Regions from separate parts of the Homo sapiens genome. Here regions 1 and 2 are each linked to region 3. The links are chromatin contacts, found by Hi-C or POLR2A ChIA-PET in ENCODE. All regions are on one chromosome and are shown on one strand. The core of a region is the stretch at or near the end of the contact, and the rest is flanking DNA. Distances in the headings are between cores, read along the strand shown. Region 1 overlaps GLI2 (GLI family zinc finger 2). Region 2 overlaps GLI2 (GLI family zinc finger 2). Region 3 overlaps GLI2 (GLI family zinc finger 2).

The links. A loop is a pair of places that touch in the nucleus more often than their neighbours do. ChIA-PET counts read pairs that join two places held with the same protein, here RNA polymerase II (POLR2A). Pooled maps may share reads with other maps.
Region 1: a loop to region 3 is called in a map of heart right ventricle, with 3 times the contacts of the local background. The contact joins two enhancer-like sites. A Hi-C loop is called at or near these places in 4 of 168 maps with a recorded cell type or tissue (Right ventricle myocardium inferior, cardiac septum, heart right ventricle and 1 more) and 3 of 50 pooled maps. POLR2A ChIA-PET finds 5 or more read pairs at or near these places in 2 of 52 experiments (AG04450 and BJ).
Region 2: a map of ovary shows a loop between it and region 3 (2.1-fold over the local background). The contact joins two enhancer-like sites. A Hi-C loop is called at or near these places in 1 of 168 maps with a recorded cell type or tissue (ovary), 1 of 37 single-sample maps with no recorded cell type and 1 of 50 pooled maps. POLR2A ChIA-PET finds 5 or more read pairs at or near these places in 4 of 52 experiments (AG04450, H1, OCI-LY7 and 1 more).

Annotation. Positions count from the first base shown.
Region 1 is chr2:120,912,505-120,916,804 of GRCh38, forward strand. The region is part of intron 2 of GLI2 (GLI family zinc finger 2); the gene reads left to right. Among named protein-coding and RNA genes, the nearest start is that of GLI2, 180 kb to the left of the region's middle. RefSeq lists enhancers at 2,039-2,812, 2,813-3,586. Within about 2 kb of position 2,814, at least 16 of the 41 ENCODE cell types and tissues checked have a DNase peak (open chromatin) inside an H3K27ac peak, as active enhancers do.
Region 2 is chr2:120,749,000-120,753,078 of GRCh38, forward strand. All of the region lies in intron 1 of GLI2 (GLI family zinc finger 2), which reads left to right. Among named protein-coding and RNA genes, the nearest start is that of GLI2, 15 kb to the left of the region's middle. Within about 2 kb of position 1,917, at least 4 of the 41 ENCODE cell types and tissues checked have a DNase peak (open chromatin) inside an H3K27ac peak, as active enhancers do.
Region 3 is chr2:120,823,918-120,827,694 of GRCh38, forward strand. The region is part of intron 2 of GLI2 (GLI family zinc finger 2); the gene reads left to right. Among named protein-coding and RNA genes, the nearest start is that of GLI2, 90 kb to the left of the region's middle. RefSeq lists enhancers at 1-196, 197-1,004, 1,005-1,812. Within about 2 kb of position 1,999, at least 3 of the 41 ENCODE cell types and tissues checked have a DNase peak (open chromatin) inside an H3K27ac peak, as active enhancers do.

The DNA of each region.
Region 1 (4,300 bases), core at 1,564-4,063, 89 kb after region 3:
AGCAAAGAGAAATACTGTTTCCATGCGCCACAGTGGTCGTTGGTGGGGAGAGTGGGGAGGGTGGTGGGAATGGCATGTGCTCCAACCATCATTCAGTTAACTGGGTCCAGAATCACACGGGCAGGGAGCCAGGCGTCCGAAAGTGTAACACGGCTTGCCCGGTGTTTCTCCACGGTCCTGCCGCACTGCCCCTCATGACCCCGGCATGGGCTTTGCTTTCTGCGGACCCTCTTATTTGTCGAAGATCTCGGGAGTCCACACACCCACTCCCGTGTCTGGGAACACTCCAAGCTTATCAAGAACGCAGCGGGCAGCAATCCAGGGCAGAACAAGGGAGGTGCTGTCGACCAGCTCTGCGCGGAGAGGTCAAGGGTGTGGAAGGGTGGGGAGAGAGGCACAGGCTGACTTAATCCCTTGGGCGGGGCACCGGCCTCACCCACAGAATCGCAAGTAACCCTCCTACGATTCTGGGAACGTTTGTGAGTTAAATGAATGGAAGGGAGGGAGGAAAGGAGGGAAGAAAAATAACTGTGTTTTCATCAGTAAATGTAAGCGACCAAATAGAAGTCTGTAGGAAGCTAAGATTCAAAGGTGAGGAAGGACTGAGGTTTGGGGAGAATTCTCATCACCATATTTTGTGTATTGATGGGACTTTTACTAAGCTAGACTAGAATTCTGAAGCAGTGGAAAGTCAATAATGATAACGAGTTAGGCCTGAGCTGTTCAGTAGGGTAGCCGCGAGCTGTGTGTGGCTGAGTGCTTGCAATGTGGCTATCCTAATTGAGATGTGCTGTGAGTGCAAGATAGGTACCAGGTTTTGAAGACGTAGTAGGAATAAAAGCATGTAACACATCTCATTAACAATTTTTTTACTGGTTCCATGTTGAAGTGATAGTATTTTTGACGTACTGGTTCAATTAAATTGTGTTATTAAAATAATCACCTGTTTCTTTTTAGTTTTTTTTAAATGTGGCTCCTAGAAAATTTACAATAACATATGTGGCCCACATTGTATTTCTGTTGGCCAGGGCTGCATTGGATGAGTGGACACCTAGGGAAGATTCTAGTCCAAGGTAGAGAGAATTGTAAAGGATCCCTTTGAGTAACATAATTATTGGGACTGACAAGAGGCTCCCAGAAAGTGGCCCTTACGGGACCTGCTTGGATGAAAGAATGGAGAGCATTTTGTCATTCCCCTGTTGATTGCAGAAAGACAGTAAGTCCAGCCCCAGTGCTCGTTTGCTTGTCCAGGTGGCTGATTCCGCTGCCCGGTTTTAAAGGTCATTGATTGTCTGTGGCAGGCCCTGCCTCAGAATGCAGCCTGGAATAAAGAGGTGCCTTGGCTCAGCCTGGGAAACCATCACCAGGGCCTGGTGGAGACCAAATGTGGTGGCCTTACTGTCGTCTCAAGAGCTATGGCAGAGTGCAAAGCTGGGACTTGATGCTCTCGGCAGGACGCAAGGCAGGACCTATAAGCCAGATCAAGAAACCTCTTGTTGGGCTCTGCAGGGAAGGGGCTGGATGCTAGTTAAGTACACAGAATGGCAAGTGACACCTTCACGACCCGTGGGGACCAGACAGAGGAATGGCATGGTCATCCTCCTGAAAGGGAGAATCACCTGCGACAAGTGGGCTTCTTGCCGGGGACCAGTCAGCATTGCAATAGCTAGCCGACAAGGTCCCTGCCAGCTGACGGGGTCGCCAGTGTATACTGTCAAATGAGTATGTCAAGGGGCAGCAAGATTTTAGGGGAAAGCCTGAATCCATCCCAGGCCACCTGGCCTAGCCCTGGCCTGTGACAGGTGGAAGGAGCACTAGGGCCTGGGCACCGTCTCCTCCAGCTCCTGGGCTGGATTCCTGCTTTCTGCATTGGATTCTGCAAGGTGCCAGGGTCCCTGGGAGCCATGGTCCTCTGGGCTTCAAATCTATTGCATTTTGCAGTGGGGAGGCTGCACACTACTTTTTTAGAAACCTTCTGTGACCAAGACAGAGTTTTCAACCTTAAGCAAGCTTGACCAGCCCTATTGTTTCTTCCAGCCCTAAAATTCTCTAATGTGGGACTCTACATGTCTACCCAGACAGACAGGCAGCCCCTCCCATTCCTTGTGATGGCGGGGATCTCCCAGGTGTCCCTCTGGAGCTCACCCCAGTCTCCCACCCCTTGCTAAAGGGGCAGGAGCCCAGCAGAGGGGTCTGTAGGGATGGCCACACCGGCACCCTTCGGGGCCCTACTGCGTGCCTGGCCCTGCACTAGCTCTTCTCCACTTCACAGTCTCCCTCTGACATGGGTCCTGTCCCTATCCTCATTTTACAGATAAGGACACCGAGGCACAGGAAGGTTCGGTGAGTCAGCAATCAAGCCAGACTTGGCTGTGGCACTGGCGGCAGCCTCAGCTCTGTCCAACAGGACACTATGCCGCCTCTTGTGGCCTGTCTCCTGTCACTTCAAGGCCACTGTTGCAGGGAACAGATCCCATGACTGCCTGGCTCCCGAGCGGCCAGACCCAAATGGCACGGGGCTGGCCTCTCCCGTGGCGTTGGCTGGAGCACACTCCTCACCCTGGAATGTGCAGGTCCCTCTGCATCCCTACCTGCCCTCACCAGGAGACCAGTCTCAGAACTCTGTGCCTGGTGTGGAGTGGCTGTGCTGGCCCCAGCCCAGCACACTCTCTCTTTCGGCAGCTAATTTGTCAAGTAACACCTCAGCCTGGGGTGGGCAGTGTGCGTGGGCGGACCCAGCAGAGGCCACGGGTCCTGCTAGGCTGTGTCTGCAGGGCAGGCCTGATTGCGTGAGTGGCCTGGGCCTCAGCCAGCCGGACACCAGCCAGCTCGTGGTGTTGGAATTTCCTGTCTGATTTTAATTCCTCCCCCCACGTTTTTCCCCCAAGTGAGACAGAAGCACTTTTTAGTTGCACGTTGTGGAGTGGCCATTCAGGATATTATTCTTATTAAATGCTTCCTGTGGGGTGGTGGCTGGGCATCAGGAGGGCCTCTGGAATTCTCCTGTCCTGTGGCTTATTATTGAAAATCATGGTGCCATTTGCATAAGGCCCTGGGGAAGGAGGTTTTCCATGATTCGTGCTCTTTTGGTGCTTCCTACCTCTGATGCTTAGGCCAGTGACTTCGTCCTCATTTGCGAACGAACACCTGGTCACCTGGGCTCACGTGGCTGAAGGGCTGGCCTTTGAAAGTGTCAGGATCTCAGAACAGACCAAGGCTCCCTAGCAAGGGGAGAAAGTCCCTGGCAGCCTCTCCCAGCCCTGGTGTGCACTTTCATTCATGTACCATCGAAAAGCACAGACCCCTGGATGCCTTCCAAACCTGCATTCCCAGTGGCACCCAGACCCCTTGCAGCTGCTGCTCAGAAGCACTGGTAAATGGTCACCAGGATTCAAATGTCTCCCCCACTCCCGCCTCTCTGATCTTCTGTGTTGAGTTTCTCCAGTTAGTACAATGCCTAGTAGGCGCATGGACATGATAAATGATTTCCCCTTCCTTACTGTGCAACTGGGAACTATGGAGCCACAGCAAGTGTGGAAATGCCAAAGGGCCTGTGAGTCTCCCTCCCGGGGTGGTCCCTGGAGCAGCAGCATCTGCATCACTGGGAACCTGTTAGACATGCCCAGGCTCACTGAGGCAGGAGCTCTGGCAACAGGGCCCAGCAACAGCCTGAGAAACCCCGATATCAGGGCTTAGTGGGTGCTTCATCATGTACCTCTTACTATGTGTATTACATCATGTGTTCCTCTCGAGGACGCCAGCAAGAGATGTTCCTCATCCTGTATGTATAGGAGAGGCCACATGCTTTGCACCGGGGCTTACACTTCACTCGGTTCAGTGCCAGGGCACAATTGGGCATCCTGGGCTCACTGTCCGCACTGCCCTGAGCCTGAAGAGCCTGCCATCCTCCCCCTTCCTTCTGGCTCTGCCAGGTCTGGCCTCTTCCAATGAGCCTTCCTGGCTGCTCCAGACCTCATGGAAATCTTTTCCTGACTTTGAGGCCACTTGGGCAGTTTGTGCTGCGTGGGCCTCGCTGAATCCCGCAGGGTCAGGCTCTCCAGCTGTGGCAGTGGCTTACACAGCAGCGCCCCGGGGCACTCCCTGTGGGCAGGAATTATGCCTCTTGTTCTCTGTGGCCTCCAGAGCCCATGAGCAGCGTCCTCTTACATTGAGCGAGTAGGGGAAGCCTTGACCTGCAGCAGGGTGTGTGGTTGTGACTTCCAACTGTGGATGGAGAACTCTGCCCTGGGTGGTGAGCAGCTCCGCCGTGGATTCCAGAGACAGCTGTGGAGCCAGGCTT
Region 2 (4,079 bases), core at 667-3,166, 75 kb before region 3:
GCAAGGATTTTAAAGGCCTTTGCTGTTGGTCTTTGGTGTACCCTTCCTCCCCATCCATGAAGCCAAGGGTCATGTCCTCTGTAAAGTATTTCCTACCACAGCCCTAGGCTCTCACTTGTCTCTGGGATTTCCCTTGCTTATAACACTCATTAATACTGCCTTGCCATTGTCTGTTTATTTGTGCTTAACACGTGTTTGTTTATAAATGAATTTTGGGAAATGTTTCAAGGGAAGAAAATGGCATTTTCCCATTTTCTTTGACATCTCTCTTAAAAAATATAAGTTAACCAGGTAGTCTCCAGATTGACCTCCTTGGTTTGAGAAAGCAAGCACAATTATTAATTAGTGATTAGTTTTAATATAGTAGAGCTGTATTTTAAAAAAAAAATCTAAGCATGTGGTATAGTTCATTTGGACCCCACACATAATCTCTTTGTACAATACTCTTATGCCCTTTGGAGAGATCTTAGGTGGGAGGCAGGATGTTTTGGTGGATGAGGAATTGGAAAGTTGGTGAGATAAGCAGAGTTCCAGGCTGGCTTTGCCTGTGAGTTAACATGAGACCTCAGGCGGCAGGCCATTGTGCCTCTCTGGGTCTCCACTTGTTCATTTCTCAGGACAGATCTTTTCTAGGACTCTGTAAGCTATGACAGTCAGAGCCTGGGATCATAATTGTTCTGTTCGTGATTACAGAGGGTTGTATTTGGAGTTTTTAGACTCATTGACAGTCATCTCACTGATGTACTTGAATAAGGCAGCAGCCCCTGACCTTAGTAGTCCCTCGGGAAGTGCACATGTCTTTAAATGCTGTTGCATCATCTCAAGAGGGGGGCCTTGGAGACCAAGTGCCGCATCAGCCCCCACCACTAGGTATAGGACATGTGTCATGCAGTGGTGACAGCCTGATGCAGTCAGTATTATCACTAGCATTTTACAGATGCCACTGAGACTTTGTGGTTTTATTGGAGTTGCTCTAAGTCCCAAAGATAGAACATCAACGTCACAGCTCCCTCTCCTCCCTGGGGTCTGTTTCTCATCCGCCAGGATATCCACAGGGACATGAGCCTCTGCCTCATCCTCTGAGGGGAGGGCAGGGCGCAGGCTTTGTCTCAGCAGAGACATCCTCTGCCTGGGTGGCCCCTCGTGTCCCTGTCGTGAGCCTCAGCCCCTCCCACTCCAGGAGGAGGTACACTCATTCCTTCTGAGTCCCCAGCTCTCTGAGGGAGGGCTGAGGCTAGTTCTTTCCCAGGCTAGCTCACCACCCCCTTTTGGGGGCAAGTTTGGGTGCTGCACTTCCGCATAAGCCAGCAGGGCATCAGTTTGGCCCCAGAGCCAGTGCTCCCCCGAGGGGGACTGTCCAGCTGTGGCATGGCCATTGGGAAGGGACAGGTGCATCAGGGAAGATTCTGTGGAGCAAGGGGCTCAGAGCAGGCACTGGAGATAGACTGCAAATCCAGCTCTGGCCTGCCATTTTCTCATCTGTAAAATGAGGATAACTCTAAGACCCATCTCAAAGGGTTAGAGGTAAAAGAGTTAGTATGAGACAATTACCTGGCGCATAGTAAGCACACAGTACATCTTGGTTGTTATTATTAAAAAGGCAGTCTGTGTGGGCACGATATATTTGGCAGCTACCACTCTACTGACTCATTTGGGCTCTCGTTAGGCAAAGTCCTCATTCTCATTTAGCACGCGCTGCTGGTTTACACCATAGTTCCCATCTTGCTGGGCCTTAACAACAAAAGACATCCTGGCAGGGAGCAGAGCCTGCCCTTCCCAGAACTTGGATACTTCTGTGCTCTTTTCTGTGGCCAGGAAAGGGGTCCGATGTTTACCAGGGAGCACTTCTAAGATGTGCCTGGTACAGCATTTTACCTTTCCACCTTCATGCTGCTGGAGGCTGCACTGGGCCCCAGGGGGATGCCCCGGTACCGCCTGCCTCTACCTTGCTCTGCAGAGGCCTCTCCAAAGCGGGCCTTCCAGCCAGATCCCTCCGGAAGCCAGGATGGTGGCCCCCAACTCTGCTCCAGCTGTGGAGACTGTTGCCGGTTGGAAAAGGTACACGTGGCCTCCTGAGGGTACTGACTGTGTGGCTCCCACAGGGCCAGCCCCCTGTAGCTACTCAATGTGAATTCTGAAGGACAGGACAGCTGGAAAGGGCCCCGGAAGGATCCCTTGCCCAAAATTGGCCTTTTCCCATCTTTACCCCAACTTAGGGATCATGATGGCCCAAATACTAAAATAACATTTGTTCTTCTAGATTTTTTTTTCTATTTTATCTTTTGGGCCTGTTTAATTCTAGTCTTTTTTTCCTGTGAATATTTATCCTTTCCACCGTTCTCCCCTTCCCCCCAAACTTTACAGATTTTAGATTGTATGGTTTACAGTTTTGCATCTCGTACTTTTTACTTAATACTTTTTGATAAGCATTTGTCGTAGCCCTGACAAAATGATTACTCTATTTTGGACATAAAAGCCAATTTTTCTTTATCATAAGTAATTATTCTCCAAACACGCTTATATATAAATACTCTGAGATTATTAGTGTGCATAACTTTCTCTTTTAAATAAAAGCAGATCCTTTATAAAATAATTATGAGAAAATTCTTGAAAAGAGGAAAAGAAGGCATTCTGGACTCCAGGCCCACGTTGGTGTTCTCTGTGGGTAATGCCCTAGCATCTTGGTGAGTTCCTTCTGGGCCTTTTTCTGTTTATGTTTATGAATACCTTCTGGACTCATGGGATCATAGCACACATATTGTTTTGCAATCTTCACACTGTATTAGTGTGCATGTTTTCCCACAGATATGTCTCTGACCACATTCTTTGAATACATTTCCAGAGGTAGAATTCTTGATCAAAGGTGAGATCATGTTTAAGGCTCTTTATTCATATTTCTGGGCAAGTGATTAAAAATGTAACTACCCAGGGGAAGGCAGCCCATGAAGCCAGTTTCTTTCTGATGCAAAAGTAATAAAGATACAAAAGGTTAAACCTGCAGAAATGTATAGTGTTGAGTGAGCACGACCCCCACTAGAGAGAACGGCTGATAGTGAGTATGCCTGTGTCTCCATTTCTCTATTGATATAGACCAGTGTTTTATTATTATCATTTATTTTTACACCAGTGGGATCATACTACTGCAGTGTTTGGCAGTTTGCTTTCTTTGTGGTCATTTAGCAATATGTCTTGGCATTCTATCCACGTGTGTACATGTATGTATATGTGTGTAGATCATCTTCATTCACTTTATTTCTCACCTATCTTTAATTTTTTTTTTTTTTTTTTTGAGACGGAGTCTCTGTCTGTTGCCCAGGCTGGAGTGCAGTGGCGTGATCTTGGCTCACTACAAACTCTGCCTCCCTGGTTCAAGCTATTCTCCTGCCTCAACCTCCCGAGTAGCTGGACCACAGGCATCTGCCACGATGCTCGGCTAACTTTTTGTATTTTTAGTAGAGATGGGCTTTCACCATGTTAGCCAGGATAGTCTCAATCTCCTGACCTCGTGATCCGCCCACCTCGGCCTCCTAAAGTGCTGGGATTACAGGCGTGAGCCACCGCACCTGGCCCTATCTTTAATTTTTATTTATACTTATTTATTGAATAGTAATATACCTACATGGTTAATAGGTTCAGAAAGCATGAAGGTTATACATACATTATAAAGTTTTCGTACCACTGCCGTAGCCCAGCCACCCAAAACCTCTCAAGAATGCTAGTTTTTTGTGTATCCTTCCTGAAATAAGTTTTGTGTAAGTGGCATGGAAATGAGTATATATAATCTTTTTTACTTTTTTGTACACAAATGGAAGCATATTTTACAGCCTGTATTGGAACTTGCCTTTTTCACTCACCTTTTCCTGTGAGCACATAAACAGCTTCCCATTCTGTGTGTCTGGGCGGGATACCACTGTATGGTTATACCATCGGTTATTTAGTAGCTATTGATGAACATTTGCCACTATAAACAAGGTTGCATTGAATAACCTTATGTCATTTCACATACATGAATATCTCTTTGTAGATAAATTCCTAGAACTTCTGGGTGTAAAACTTCGGGGTATAAGGGTGGGTGTTTT
Region 3 (3,777 bases), core at 749-3,248:
TGTAATTTGCCGTATTCCTGTAAAACCATGCATGGACCAAAATTATTCATATTTTATGGGCATAAAGGCAGTTCATTAATTAATGGAATTCTATGGTGAATTAACTTTATTTAACAAAGAAAGAACCAGGTTTTTCTGATTCGTCTGCTCTGGAGATCTAAACGTTCATATCTTGGGGGGATTCCGTTGGGATGACTTTGTAGCAGTGGGAGGCAGTATAGCAGCTAAAGCACCAGTGGAACCCAGGTTCGGAGAAGCTAAGTCACTTACCCCACATCACGTAGCTGGTGGAGGAGAAAAAGACCCTGTGAAGGCTGTTGGATGGGGAAGGTAAGTAGGGGGATAGAGAGGGAGGAAGAGGGAGGCAGCAACAAATTTACTCGCTGTGTTGACCTTGACTGTTACGAGTTTGCCCCTTGGCCAGGGGGACTGTGTGGAGTGGTGCTCTGGCAGCAGCCTTCCCCCTTACAGGGGTGTGGGCCCCCACCCTGATACAGGTGATTGTCCCTCGCCACCCCGGGAAGCTGCTGATCCTCAGGCCCACCCTCTGAGCTTTGGCTCTTACGTTCACGAGCGCTGGGGCTCAGAGATGGCAGAATGGCGGCTCCAGAGTGTCCCTCCAGGTGCTTGTCATTAGCCACTGCCCCCTGCTCCATCTCTGGCTGTAAGCCCCTTTGGGCCCCCTTTGGGTCTACACCAGCACCTGTCAAACTGACTCTGAGGAGGTCAGAGAGGGCAAGTCATTTACCCCAAATGACACAGCTGGTCTTTGAGGATGTAAGCCTGTCCTGAGGGCCTTGCTTTGAGATAAGGTGTCCCACAGCCTGATGTTCCAACCAAGTGGGACATGAGGACCTGAACTCCCTTGTCAGTGACACACCTGACAAAGGATGTCCCCATGGCATTTCTTTGTTGTTGTTGTTGTTGTTTTGTCTTGAGACAGGTTATCGCTCAGTTGCTCAGGCTGGAGTGCGGTGACACAATCGTGGCCCACTGTAGCCTCGACCACCCGGGCTCAAGCAATCCTCCCACCTCACCCTCCCAAGTAGCTGGGACTACAGGTGCCTGCCATCACACCTGGCTTATTTTTGTATTTTTTATAGAGACAGGGTTTCAACTTGTTGCCCAGGCTGGTCTCGAACTCCTGACCTCAAGTGGTCCCCTTCCCAAAGTGCTGGGATTACAGGTGTGAGCCATTGTGCCTGGCCCCCATGATATTTCTTATAGCCATTGGTACTGCCATGATTTGGGAGTTTTGGGAGAATTGAAGCAAGTACTTAGAATCTGAAAGAATGCATTTCCTGTTTAAGGAGCCCATTTATCACTCAGGTTTTACAAATACATGATAAAGCCCAAGGAAGGCCTGGCCCTGTCCACCTGTGCAGCCACTCACTGCCCTCACATTAAAACAACCTCACCTGGCTGTGAGTGTGTGCTTGGCTGTGAGGAGTGTGCAACTGGCTGTGAATGCGCCTGGCTGTGAGTGTGTGCTGGACTGTGTGCGCCTAGCTGTGAGTGCACCTGGCTATAAGGAGTGTGCTCCTGGCTGTGAGTGTGCATCTGGCTGTGAGTGTGACCTGGCTGTGGGTGTGCACCTGACTGTGAGTGTGTGCCTAGCTGTAAGGAGTGTGCTCCTGGCTGTGAGTGTGCTCCTGGCTGTGGGTGTGCACCTGGCTGTGAGTGTGTGCTGGACTGTAAGCATGCACCTGACTGTGAGCGTGCACCGGACTGTGAGTGTGCACCTGGCTGTAAGCTCCTTCTGCCCAGATGCCTGTCCTTTGCCTGCTCCTTCCAGGAAAGCTGCCTTGATGACAGCCCTCCCTCCATGTCCCCCTCCTGGTGCTTCCTGCAGACATCAGATCCCTGTGGGTGTCTTCTGACAAGTCTTACCCCTGCCCCTAGGGCTAAGCCCCAAGGCCAGGAGATGTTTGGATAATCTGGCCAGGGATCACAGGAGCGCTCCTTCCTGTGGCTGCTGGTTCGCAGATGGCCTTGCACAAGCCTTGGCTGCTCAGAGCTTTGCACTCCAGCTGTGGCCCAGCAGTGTCCCAGGGAGGGATAGGATGCTGGGTGAGAACACCACAGGCCCTTACTGCTGGGCACGATGGGAGGCTGCCTGGTGACGGCCGCCTTTGTTATGACAGAGCAGAGCGTTGGGCCGTGGCCAGGCTCTGTCCAGAGACAGCTGCGAGGCTTCCAACCCGGCTGGGTGGGGTGGGAGGGAGCTGTGGCTGGCATGCATCTGCATGCACCCAACTTAGCAAGTTCAGCATGGAGGAGAGAGGGAGAGAGGGGAGAAGCTGAGACAGAGAGGGGCTGAGTGCATGCAGCTGAAGCAGTGCCCTCGTCCCAGTCTGAATGTGCCAGAGCCAGGTTGGGCGTGAGGGTCTGCCGTCCTGTTTACATTTACTCGTGCCTCCTGTACTGCAGGCTCCAGAGCTGGAGTTTTTATTCAGCTTCTGATGTTTATATACACAGTTTTCATGCACAGGCCCAGAACCCAGCCAGCCCCCTCCCTCTGCTGCTGTTCGATCTGGGAGGCAGTGTGCGTCTCCACACAGAGGAGACCGCTGGACTGCACTCTGGAGGAAGTGGGGTCCCCTCCGTGTGGGACCTTGCTTGAGGTGGGCAGAGGTGCTTTGGAGTGGTGGAGATTTTTATCTCATGTATGGTCTTTCGTGTCTAATCTTGGCAAAAGATGGGATTCCCTGCATTGCCGTTTTACAGATTAGGGACCTGAGTTTCAGAGAGCATGTACTCTGCGTCACACAGGTTGGGGAAGTGGCTTTGAACCCAGGCCCATGGGATTCCAATGCCTATGGCCTCTTGACCCCAGGCCTTTCGGGAATGATTTGAGAAGCAGGCAGTTCAGTCCCTCTGTACCTGCGGTCCCCAGTGACAGCTCAGAGCCCGTTTCAGATCCGCCTGGGCAACCTGCCCGGCTCCCGCTTCCTCTGTCTCCCCTTCAAATGCTGGCACATTCTCCATAGTGACTTCCCAGCCTGCCACATCTCCCCACACCCCAGCCACGCATAACCACTGGCGGCTCCCGGGACAAGTGGGGCTCCCACCATTTCGCTTTCACTGTGTGGTGACTCCCATGGGTCCATGAGGGACTGCTGTGTCCCCAGCTCCTAGAACAGGGCCTGGCACTGCCCATGCCAGTGGTTTGTTGACTAAATCCGTGACCGGATGAGTGCTTCAGGGACCTCTAGGCTTCCCTCAGAGCCAGCCCAGAAACACAAACATATGACTATGTTGCCCAGACCCGTGGCTGTCTTCTTTCAGGACAGCGGAGTTGGCACAGCCAAACCCGAGTGTCTGCTGATATGCTTCTTGCTAAGTGGTGAGCCCGGCGTCTCTAAGTAGTGCCTCTGCCTGTGAGCGGGTGATGAAGAGTCAGTGGGGATTCATACCCATACTGTGTGAATAGGATGGCTACTATTAAGAAAAACACTCAGAAAACAGAACAGGTGCTGGTGAGGATGTGGAGAAGTTGGCCTCCTTGTGCACTGCTGGTGGGAATGTGAAATAGTGCAGCCACTTTGGAAGACAGTATGGGAGTTCCTTGGAAAATGAAACAGAATTACCTTACAATCCAGCAATTCTCCTTTTGGATTTAGACTCAGAAAAGTTGAAAGTAGGGTCCTGAAGAGATATTTGCACACCCATGTTCATAGCAGCCTTATTCACAATAGCCAAAAAGTGGAAGCTACCCAAGGGTCCATTGATGGATGAATGAATAAACAAAATGTGGTGCGTGATACAGAGGGCTGT